2 separate regions of the Homo sapiens genome follow, and region 1 is linked to region 2. A link is a contact called in ENCODE Hi-C or POLR2A ChIA-PET data. All regions are on one chromosome and are shown on one strand. Each heading gives the region's core, a stretch centred on a gene start or an enhancer-like site at or near the end of the contact. The rest is flanking DNA. Distances are from core to core; before and after follow the strand shown. Region 1 overlaps COL6A2 (collagen type VI alpha 2 chain). Region 2 has its middle 40 kb from the start of COL6A2-DT.

Region 1 (4,920 bases), core at 275-2,774, 72 kb after region 2:
GCCCACGTGGGTGTGAAGCTGGAGCTGGGGGTGCCGTCCAGGCTCTGCTGGACGTGGTGCTGCCCCCATGGTGCACTGCTGCACCGTACCTGGGCCCACAGGAGGTCCCCGGGGGCGTTAGGAGCTGAGTCCCCCTCAGTGAGCCGTCCCCTCCAGGAGTGTGAGGGTAGGGATGCCATGGAGACAGGGTGGGAGGGTCCGACCTGGAGGACCACAGGGAGGAAACCTCAGGGTCTGCGGTACGAAGTCAGCGCTTCCTCAGCACGCGGGTCGCGGTGTGCGTTCGGGCGTTCCATGGGGAGCTCCCGGTGGGTGAGCTGGGCCACTGAGCACATTCACAGGCCCTGAGGCTGCCCCAGGGGAGGAGCCGTGGACTCAGAGCCGAGGTTCCCCATACGTGCTGCGACAGAGAACCTAGGGCTTGCACCTGGGTCTGGCTGCCCTTCAGCAGGCGGGCAGCCTCTGGCCCCACAACAGTGGGCTGTGCTTCTGCCGCCAAGGTGCAGGCGTCCTCCCCCAGGGTCCACATCAGCAGCAGGGGCACCTGGACCCTGAGGGCAGGAACCAGACCTTGGCTCCTCCACCCACCCCCTCGTTCCTGATGGGGCAGGGAAGTCTCGGGACCCCATGATGGGCGACATGGCGATGGTCACTGTGGGTGCTTTGCTATCAGGTGGGGGGCCTTCCTCTCCACTCTGGGTCCAGTGTGAGTGGCCGCTATGGCTTCCCCTCCACTCCAGGTTCTATCGTGAGTGGGTGGGTGCTGCGTCTGTGGATGTCACGTGACCTTTCCTCTTTAGCCTATCATTGTAGTTGGGAGTTAGTTAGCCCGTTGAGCGTCATTGAATTTCCAGTGTTGAGCCAGCCCTGCGTGCCCGGGATAAACCCACCTGGCCGTGGTGTGTGGCCCTGTTTATGCACGTGGGCCCTGATTCGCTGATGCCTGCCTGAGGGTTTGCGCTTATCGGCGACATCAGCCTGCACTTTTCTTTTCTCGTGATCTCTCTGGTTCTGGCCTCAGGGTGACGTGGGCCTCGTAGGGTCCTGTGGTGGCTCCTCCCCAGACGGTGACATGGAGTGAGCCCATTCTCCCTCCTGGGAGTGGGTCACTCAGGCCACCAGAGCACCACAGGGAAAGCAGCCAGGGAGGACACGGAGGCCCTTGAAGCTCTGGCCTCTTCTGAGGCCTCCAGGACCTGACAGTGAGTGGGAGCAGCCCTGGCAGAACCCCTCCCCTCCTCTCGGCCGCCCTGACACCTCATCCCCGACACTCAGAGCTCATCCTCCTTCCCAGCTGTTTCCAATTTCAAAGTGAACTCGACCTTGTGGCTCCAGGAGATGCAGCAGGGACAGTGTTAAATCGGCTTTCACCAGCCCACACGGCCAGGCATCCTCCTCGGCCCTCCTGGGCACTGGGTGGACACCACTGGCTGTGGCCTGGCCCTGGCCTTCTCCAGACAGCCCTGTCCACCCCAAAGCCCAGCCACCCTGGGCCTGCAGCAGGCCTGTGGAGTTCTCAGTTGCGTGGGGACCAGAGGGTGCTGGAGAAACAAACCAGACGCAGCTGAAGGCAGTCAGGGCAGGGCGCAATCAGCGATAAGAGCTGCATAGGGGCCACAGCGTAACCTGAGCTCCAGTCGGTGGAAAGAAAAGGCAGAGACGTTGCAGAGGCCAGGTCTGCTCAGGGGAAGACAGTTCTGGGTGTAGAGGACTCACATCCCAGAGAGGCTGAGGAAGGGTTTACCACCGCAAGCTTTCTCAGGCGGGCTCTTGAGGGGTGGCTGGGGTCTTCCTGGCGACGGGCCTGCGGCACTGGAAGCCCTACTGGAGTTTGGCCTGTCTCCGGCACAGGTTTGGACGGAGCTGTTTTGTGCTGAAAGGTTTTCTCGGGGTCCGTGGTGTCCCCCAAAGGTGCCACCGTGCGGGTCTCCTAGCTCCCTGCCAGCTTCCTGTCCCTGTGCTCACTGCCCCCACGCCTCCTGCCAAGGCCGAGCCACACACCCGCTCCACCTGCATTTCCTCTACCGACTCGCCAGCCCAAATGCCGCTCTTCACTCTGGCCTCGCTGAGCGGCTGCCCGAGGAGGAGCTCTAGGCCGACGCCCACCGCAGGCCTTACAGTCTTCTCTGGACGCTCCCTTGCAGATGCACCGTGGCCTGGCGGCGAGCCCCCGGTCACCTTCCTCCGCACGGAAGAGGGGCCGGACGCCACCTTCCCCAGGACCATTCCCCTGATCCAACAGTTGCTAAACGCCACGGAGCTCACGCAGGACCCGGCCGCCTACTCCCAGCTGGTGGCCGTGCTGGTCTACACCGCCGAGCGGGCCAAGTTCGCCACCGGGGTAGAGCGGCAGGACTGGATGGAGCTGTTCATTGACACCTTTAAGCTGGTGCACAGGGACATCGTGGGGGACCCCGAGACCGCGCTGGCCCTCTGCTAAAGCCCGGGCACCCGCCCAGCCGGGCTGGGCCCTCCCTGCCACACTAGCTTCCCAGGGCTGCCCCCGACAGGCTGGCTCTCAGTGGAGGCCAGAGATCTGGAATCGGGGTCAGCGGGGCTACAGTCCTTCCAGGGGCTCTGGGGCAGCTCCCAGCCTCTTCCCATGCTGGTGGCCACCGTGTCCCTTGCTGCGGCTGCATCTTCCAGTCTCTCCTCCGTCTTCCTGTGGCCGCTCTCTTTATAAGAACCCTGGTCATTGAATTTAAGGCCCACCCCAAGTCCAGAATGACCTCGCAAGACCCTTAACTCACTCCCGTCTGCAGAGTCCTTCTTTGCTGCATCAGGTCACCCTCACAGGCTCCAGGGTTTGGGTGTGGAAGTCTTTGGAGGCCCTTACTTAGCGGCCCAGCTGGGCTGCCGTGCGTCTGGGATGGGGCTGAGGGAGGGTGCTGCCCAGGTGCTGGAGGATGTTCCAGCACCAGGTTCCAGCGGAGCCTCGGAAACAGGCCCCAGAGGCTGGTGAGCCTCGCTGGGTGTGGGCACTAATCCCGTGCATGGTGACTCGTGGGCGCTCACGGCCCACCTGGTGGCAGGTGAAGGCTTCCGGTTGGGCAGCAGATAGTCCTGGGGGAAGCTGGCAGTCCTGGCACCATGACGTATCTGGGCTGGTGTCATGCACAGTAGGGCGAATGGCCACAGCTGCCTGCCAGCAGCCCTGATCCCGGGGTGTCTGCACCCTTCCAGCCCAACCTCTGGGTCTCCAAAAGCACAGTCGGGGGAGCATCCACCAGGCACAACCTCTGCGGTCCTCAGAGGACTGAGCAGAGAATCCCAGGGTCCACAATGTTGGGGAGCGGCAGGGATCACCATCCAAAGGGAGCGGCCCCCACGGCGAGCTGACCCCGACGTTCTGACTGCAGGAGCCCTCATCCAGGCTGGGCTCCTGCCGGGCACGGCTGTGACCATTTCTCAGGGCCAGGTTCTCGTCCCCACACCCACTGCACAGGGCAGGCCAGGCTGGTCTTCCCACTGTGGGGATGAAGGATCCTCCACAGGAGGAGGAGAGCAGAGTCCACAGACATCCCAACAGCCTCAGCCTCCCTGTGCCTGGCCGGCCCCCACAGCTTCCCCGTCTCCTCCAGGCCCCACAGACACTGATGAATGGACAGAGACCCCCAAAACCAGCTGCCCCTTGCATGTCTGTCTCCATATGTTTGGTGACAGCAGTGAAAATGTTATTAGTTTTGAGGGGGTTTGGGAAGCCCAGCGGTACCTGAGGAGTTTCTGGACATTTAAGCCGGTTCCTAGGTGTGGCCTTAACAGGGAGGCTGCCCTTCCTTTCACTGAATGAGCTGCGTCACTCATAAGCTCACTGAGGGAACCCCATCTGCCAGCTCGTGCGTGCTCAGACGGCGTCCATGTCTCAAGCGTTCTGTGAAGGCTGCGGTGCAGCGTGAGGTCACCCTGCTGTGTTCAGAGCTTTGCTCACTGCCTGCGGGGCTGGACCGTTGCACCTCCAGGGCCCCCAGAAACCGAGTTTCGGGTCAGGGTCCTCTGTGTGCATTCCTGGGGGTCCATGTACCAGCTGTGACGACGTCCAGGGGTTGGGCTGAGAAGCAGACACCCTTGGGGAAACTGGCTCTGTCCCTCCCCTCCCCCATCCCAGGAGCTGAGGTCTTGGTGAGGCCACAGGGCCAGGTCCACGCAAGGACTGTCCGTGTCCTGTCCTGTGGTCTCTGGCCCCACGTGACACCCACACGTGTGGTAGGCAGCCTGGCCTGGGTTGTGGCTATGGCCAGGCCCCCAAGCTGTCCCCGATGCCCAGGGCTGGTGACCACCCAGGCAGGTGGGGGCCCCACTTGGTAACAGAGTCATAGGGCAGAACCCACCTGGGCTGCCACAGAAGGTCTGGCTGCCCCTGTGCCCACTGCTCCCCACCATGGCCAATCAGAAGAGTCAGGGGCTCCTGGTCTTTCCGGGAGGGACGTGGCCCAGCCAGCTCTAGGTGTTCTGAGCAGCTCTGGGACCCAGCGATTGAGGGGTCAGGCTGGGGGTGTCAGAGCCAGGGTCCTCCTTAAGTACCTCCCACACTACACAGACAGTGGCCCTTTTGTGGGCAGCAAATTCTTGAGCCATGAAAGGATGCTTTGGGCCCCTTCCCTCCCAGGAGGGCAGCCTGTGCAGGGATGGTGCTCAGCAGGTGGACAGGGCCTGGGGCCTGTGTCAGGGTCTCAGGCCTGGGAGCACCAGCAGAGGAGATGGCGGCTCCCAGCAGTGCCGCCTGAAAGTGTCTTGGGCTAAGGACCCACACCCAGGGCTGCCCTGCAGAAACGCCCCCGCAGAGCCCAGTGGTCTGTGAGGTTGCAGGCAGGGTGCGAATGGAAGGGCACAGGTGCGGGGCTGGCACCTGCCCGGTCCTGCCCACCTCCCCTCCGCCCAGCCCGCACCTGCGTCTCCCCACAGAGCTGTCCGTGGCACAGT
Region 2 (6,519 bases), core at 1,514-4,013:
TAAATCCAAATATCAAAGATTTAATGAGTTTTGAGGAAAAACTCTAAGCTTAAAAAGTAGGGTTTCCTAATTCGTGAATACAATATATTTCTCTACTTTTTAGGTCTTTAATTCTCAGCAATGATTTTTAGTACGCAATGTACTGATCTTGTCGTATTTTCTTTTTTTCTTTCTTCTTTTTTTGAGACAGGGCTTCTCTCTGTCGCCCAGGCTGGAGTACAGGGATGCGATCTTGACTCACTGCAGCCTCAACCTCCTGGACTCAAGCCATTCTCCCCCCTCAGCCTCCCCAGTAGCTGGGACTACAGGCGCCCACCACCACGCCCGGCTAATTTTGTATTTTTTGTAGAGACTGGGGTTTCTCCACCTCATCCAGACTGGTCTTAAACTCCTGGGCTCAAGCAATCCACCCACCTCAGCCTCCCACCGTGCTGAGATTATAGGCATGAGCCACCGCGCCTGGCCTATTTTCTTAGATTTATCCCTAAGTAATACATTTTCTTTGATGCTATTGTAAGGCCTTTCTTTGATGCTACAATAAGTCCTTTTAAATTTCTCATTTTCCAGTTATTCACTTTCACTGCCAGAATATGCGATGGGCTCTCGGGTATGCAGTGTGCCAGTCAGCCCCACCCTGACACAGCGGAGCAGAGAGAGACGGTCCTGACGGAGCAGGCCAGGGATCAGCACCGCCCACTGGGCCTCTGACCCCTCTGACCCATGACCTCCAAGCCCTGCGGTCAGTCTGTGCCCAGGCCCAGTCTGTGCTGGAGCCCTCCCTGCAGCCCCCTCTGGCAGGACTTCAGAGGGATCCCCAGCTCCTGGCCCACATGGCCGCATCTGGCCCAAACACACATTCCTTTCGCCACTCTCCTCTGAATGGAATCTGGCTTGCCCCGCACAGCCTCTGCCTCCCTCTGCCCCGCACAGCACCCTCCCTCCCTCTGCCCCGCATAGACCCTCCCTCCCTCTGCCCCGCACAGCCCCCCTCCCTCCCTCTGCCCCGCACAGCCCCCCTCCCTCCCTCTGCCCCGCACAGCCCCCCTCCCTCCCTCTGCCCCGCATAGACCCTGCCTCCCTCTGCCCTGCACAGCCCCCTCCCTCCCTCTGCCCTGCACAGCCCCTCCCTCCCTCCACCTCACACAGGCCCCCTCCCTCCCTCTGCCCCACGCAGACCGCCTGCCTCCCTCTGCCCCGCACAGGGATCCTGCAGGTTCAGGGTGGAGTGGCCTAGCCCAAGCCCTCAGCCTTTCCTTGTGAGTCTGGGTGACTTCTGAAGGGGCTGAGAACCGCTTAGTGGTCTGGACCCTCCCTTGGGGGCTTATGAGCCATCACACCTCGGTCCTGCCATGGAGACCTCCGGCTGACATCTCCTCAGAGCCTCCCTGGTGTCCAGAGCCCCAGCAGGCAGTGCTAAGCCGGCCACACTGAAGGCCAGGAGGCAGCGCACGGGGACGCTGGAGGAGCACCTGGTGAGCTGGGAGGCGAGGCCCTGGGACGGGACAAGTAGCAGACGTCTCAGCGCACACAGGCTCCTGCCGGACCCGGAGGGGCTCTCTGTTCCATGTGGTCCTCCAGGGATTCGGGCTCCTTGGCCCTGAGGGCTCTGCCCACCTAGCACCTTGGGGCTGTTCCTTGAACCCCCTGCCCCCTAGGGTGGGGACAGGAATACGTATTACTTAGGGATAAATCTAAGAAAATAGGCCAGGCGTGGTGGCTCACACCTGTAATCCCAGCACTTTGGGAGGTCGAGGTGGGTGGATTGCCTGAGCCCAAGAGTTTAAGACTGGCCTGGGCAACATGGTGAAACTCCCGTGTAGACCGTCTCTACAAAAAGTACAAAAATTAGCAGCTGGGCGTGGTGGGAGCTGGGCCGAGGGTCAGGCCTGGAGGTGGTGCCCATCACTGGGTCCCGCTCAAGAGAGAAGAGGCTGGGAAGCCAGGTGCAGCTGTGTGCCCACAGGCGGGTGAGACAGGACTGGGCCTGGATCCCGCACCCGCTCGCCGCGCAGCTCAGCGCAAGCGGCCTCCGGGGGCCTCCTCTCTGCAAGGGGAGCGCGCGCCCGGCCCTGACCCTGCCTGCTGATTCTCTGGAAGGTTCATGTCCGGGACTCCTCGGTGACCCTGGGCAGAGCCACCCACATGCGCTGCCTCCCCTCCCACCGCCTGACAGGTCTGGAGATGCCCAGAGACTTCTGGCATCCACCAGCAGCGAGGAGCGTCCCTCCCGCAAGGCTTGGCCTTTCCCCTCCAGCTTTGGCACAGGACGCGTTGGTCTGCCGTTTCTTTTGTGCACAACCATCAGTCATGATGTCAGCCCTGAGCTGGGGCCACAGAACCCTGAGCAAAGTGGGACATAATGGAAAGCAAACAAAAAAGAAAGAAAATGATGGTTTCAAACTAAAAACCTGAGTTCACATAGCGATAGATTTAAAACTATTTTAGAAAACACTCATTATCTCCCTGGCCTATTTTTTATTAAATTGACCAAATCTGTGGATACTCAATTGCTTGTGATGACTGCAAGCGCGCATCCGAGTCCCCAGGGAGGCAGCTTCCCTTCGCTCTTCGCCAGCGCCCCTCAGTCCTAACTTTGAGGAGGGCACACGTGAGATTTCCTTTTACCAACAGAGAATCTCCAAATCCAGCCTTTTACCAGAAGCCTCTCCGAGAAACTGGGGTGAGTAAATCGCCGCTGCTGCTGCCACCTTCAGAGAGGCCTTGGGCGCCCGCCCCGACAGCCCCACACGGTCCCGGAACTCGGGCCAGGCAACGCCCTCTCCTCCGTGCGGGGCTTAGTCATCGCCGTGCCGCTTGGCAGTGGTCTGTGGCCCCCTCAAAATGTTTCCATTTATGGAGAGAACGTGGCCTTCCAGATTTGCTGGCACAGATGGGAAAGCTCAAGCGCTCGGGCGGCCTCAGGGTTTCTCTCAAGGGCAGCAGAGGTCAGGGCCTGCAGGCTGGATGGAAGCTCCCCGCCCGGCCCGGGGGTCTCTGTGCTGCTGCGCTCCCGCCCGGCTCCTTCACAAACCTCCACCAAGTGTGGGACGTGGGCGTGGGGGGGTGGGCGGTGCCCACCCTGATGGGCACTGTGGTCGTCCACTGGTTCTGTTTGTTTAAAGTCTGGGCCTGAAGGCCTGCATGTCTCACCACACAGGACCCTCCCTGCCCGTGACGGGTGGCAGATGGGGTGTAGGCAGCCCCCGTGCTGCCCCTTCCCCAACCCGGGGGTGCACTTGTGTCGGGGCTGGGGTGGCCGTAGTGGCCCTAGATGTCTGCAGCTGGTGGGCAAAGGCAACACACCCTAAACCCACACCTGGCCCTCGGGCCCACCACGGTGCACGCACCCAGCAGCTGAAACTGCCTGGCTCCCCCAGCGTCTCTCCCAGGACCACAGCCCCCCAGCGACCGCTCAGCACTTCTGTGGCTTCGGCGGCAGCGCCCGCGGCTTCCTGTCACTCTCCCAGCTGGCTGAAGGCACAGACCCTCAGCTTCCACAACCCACAACTCCGGGAGGGGATTCCCAACCACAGACAGGGGTCTTTCCCCCGCAGGAAACCTCCCACCCTTCTTCAGGCTGTCAGTGAAACGGCAGCCACTTTTCAAAATAACAGTTTCTCCCTTTACGTGACATTAAAGAGGAAAGCACTCTGCCTTCACCTCAGTTCCGTCGCCCACACGACAATCTCTAGGGGGCTGGGGCTGTGAGTCCCCACCACGCAGGTGCCCAGTGGGCGGGGTCGGGGAGGGTGGTGGGATCGATGGTAAGGCTTCCAGCTTTATTCCACGTCTCCCTTGAAGAAACTGACTTCTGTGACTGGAAAGATCGGGTGCTCCTGCCTAGAAAGATCCAAGCCGTCCAACGTACAGCTGGGCTTTCATGTTAAACCCAGGGAGTGGGGTCTGATCCCTGCTCACAGCCTGGGCAGGTAGCACCGTGCTGGGGAGACGTCCAAACGAAGGTGCTGGGGCTCAGCTCCCTGCAGGTGGGTCCCGCGGCTCCTGTCCCCCGCGCGGGTGATGTGGCCTCGCCGTGTTCCCGATCGGCTCCCCACAGAGGCTGCACGTCTTGTGCATCCTCAGTGTCAAAGTAAAATGTCTGAAAAGTTAAAAACATGCCTCTCTCCAAATGCAGGGTAAAGACACAGCTGAGCCTCTCTTCAGCAGGGAGACGGCAGGGCTGGTGCGGGAGGGGTCGGAGGAGCAGGGACAGTGAGGCCTCAGGAGAGACACTGGGGGGGGAGGCTGTGGGGCAAAACCCTGCGCCCTACACAGCAGAGAAGCTGAGCCCAGCAGCGCGGTGCTTCCGTGCACCTTTCCTAGAGAGAGACACGAAACTTCACAGAACTGGAGCCCTGAATGAACCATGATGCCAAACATGAGCACACAGGTTCACAGGCCCAACACCCCACAGGCCCACACAGTCACAGGTTCACAGGTCCACACGTCCACACACCCACAGGTCCACACACTCACAGATTCACAGGCCCAACACCCCACAGGCCCACACAGTCACAGGTTCACAGGTCCACACGTCCACAGGTCCAACACCCCACAGGCCCACATGGTCACAGATTCACAGGTCCACACACTCACAGGTCCACAGGTCCACACGTCCACAGGTCCACACACTCACAAGTCCACAGGTCCACATGTCCACAGGTTCACACATCCACAGGTCCACACACTCTCAGGTACACAAACTCTCAGGTTCACAGGCCCAACACCCCACAGGCCCACACAGTCACAGATTCACAGGTCCACACGTCCACAGGTCCACACACTCACAGGTCCACACGTCCATGGTCCACATGTCCACACACTCACAGGTCCACGGGTCCACACGTCCACAGTCCACAGGTCCACAGTTCCACACACTCACAGGTCCACAGGTCCACACATCCACAGGTCCACACACTCACAGGTCCACATGTCCACAGGTCCAGCAGTACACGGGTTCACACGCAGTCCACGGGTCCATGGGTTCACACATCTACAGTACAAAGGTTCACAGGTACACAGATCCAGAGGTCCACAGGTTCACACATACATGAGTTCATAGGTCCACAGGTAAAGTGGTCCACAGGTTCAGACACCCACAGGTCCATAGGACCACACATTCACAGGCTCACAGGTCTGCCAGTCCACAGGTCCACAGGTCCACAGGTTCACAGGTCCACAGCACTAACACGACAAGAAGCTGGCATACCATACCCCAGTGTGATGCTGAATGGCCCCATCTCTTTCCCACTTGCCCATATCCAAGTTTTAAATAACCCAAGGTTACAAGTAAGGACACCAGGACATAAACACTTCCCCGAGCCCTATTCTTTAGTGGCTTTGTCGATAGGCTGTGTAGACATGGATGCCCACCTGAGCCCATTGCTCAGTGTCTGTATGGACAGGTGGTGTGGACATGGAAGCTCGCCTGAGTCCGTCCCTCAGTGTGTGTGTGTGGACAGGTCGTGTGGACGTGGACGTTTGCCTGAGTGCGTCCCTCAGTGTCTGTGTGGACAGGTCGTGTGGTCATGGATGTTTGCCTGAGCCCGTCCCTCAGTGTCTCTGTGGACAGGTAGTGTGGACATGGACATTTGCCTGAGTCCGTCCCTCAGTGTCTCTGTGGACAGGTCATGTGGATGTGGACATTTGCCTGAGTCCGTCCCTCAGTGTCTCTGTGGACAGGTCGTGTGGTCATGGATGTTTGCCTGAGTGCGTCCCTCAGTGTCTGTGTGGACAGGTCATGTGGACGTGGATGTTTGCCTGAGCCCGTCCCTCAGTCTCTCTGTGGACAGGTCGTGTGGACGTGGATGTTCCCCTGAGCCCGTCCCTCAGTGTCTGTGTGGACAGGTCATGTGGACGTGGATGTTTGCCTGAGCCCGTCCCTCAGTGTCTCTGTGGACAGGTCTTCTGGACGTGGATGTTCCCCTGAGCCCGTCCCTCAGTGTCTGTGTGGACAGGTCGTGTGGTCATGGATGTTCGCCTGAGTCCGTCCCTCAGTCACTCTGTGGACAGGTCGTGTGGACGTGGACATTTGCCTGAGTCCGTCCCTCAGTGTCTGTGTGGACAGGTCATGTGGACGTGGATGTTTGCCTGAGCCCGTCCCTCAGTGTCTGTGTGGACAGGTCGTGTGGACGTGGACATTTGCCTGAGTCCATCCCTCAGTCTCTCTGTGGACAGGTCATGTGGACGTGGATGTTTGCCTGAGCCCGTCCCTCAGTGTCTGTGTGGACAGGTCATGTGGTCATGGATGTTTGCCTGAGCCCGTCCCTCAGTCTCTCTGTGGACAGGTCGTGTGGATGTGGATGTTCCCCTGAGTCCATCCCTCAGTGTCTGTGTGGACAGGTCATCTACACAGCCCCATCTGCCTTCAGCAAGCACAAGGAGATATCACACACCAGGGTGAAACAGTCACAGAGGCCGCCAAAGCAGCCACATCCAGAACTTTCTAAAGGTTAAAGGGTTGCATGGATGAAGGTATTTATTAAAAAGTTAGTAAGTCATGTTGAAGAACTCATTTTT

What was found. A loop is a pair of places that touch in the nucleus more often than their neighbours do. ChIA-PET counts read pairs that join two places held with the same protein, here RNA polymerase II (POLR2A). Pooled maps may share reads with other maps.
Region 1: POLR2A ChIA-PET joins it to region 2 with 11 read pairs in AG04449. The contact joins two enhancer-like sites. A Hi-C loop is called at or near these places in 4 of 168 maps with a recorded cell type or tissue (Right ventricle myocardium inferior, astrocyte of the cerebellum, heart right ventricle and 1 more) and 1 of 50 pooled maps. POLR2A ChIA-PET finds 5 or more read pairs at or near these places in 2 of 52 experiments (AG04449 and AG04450).

The regions. Positions count from the first base shown.
Region 1 is chr21:46,127,052-46,131,971 of GRCh38, forward strand. COL6A2 (collagen type VI alpha 2 chain) reads left to right here. Exons shown (of 28, transcript NM_001849.4): 28 at 4,903-4,920. Among named protein-coding and RNA genes, the nearest start is that of FTCD-AS1, 22 kb to the right of the region's middle. Within about 2 kb of position 1,525, at least 4 of the 41 ENCODE cell types and tissues checked have a DNase peak (open chromatin) inside an H3K27ac peak, as active enhancers do; they include heart right ventricle, where a contact is called at or near this core.
Region 2 is chr21:46,053,913-46,060,431 of GRCh38, forward strand. No RefSeq gene overlaps it. Among named protein-coding and RNA genes, the nearest start is that of COL6A2-DT, 40 kb to the right of the region's middle. RefSeq lists enhancers at 1,625-2,354, 3,397-3,456. Within about 2 kb of position 2,764, at least 22 of the 41 ENCODE cell types and tissues checked have a DNase peak (open chromatin) inside an H3K27ac peak, as active enhancers do; they include heart right ventricle, where a contact is called at or near this core.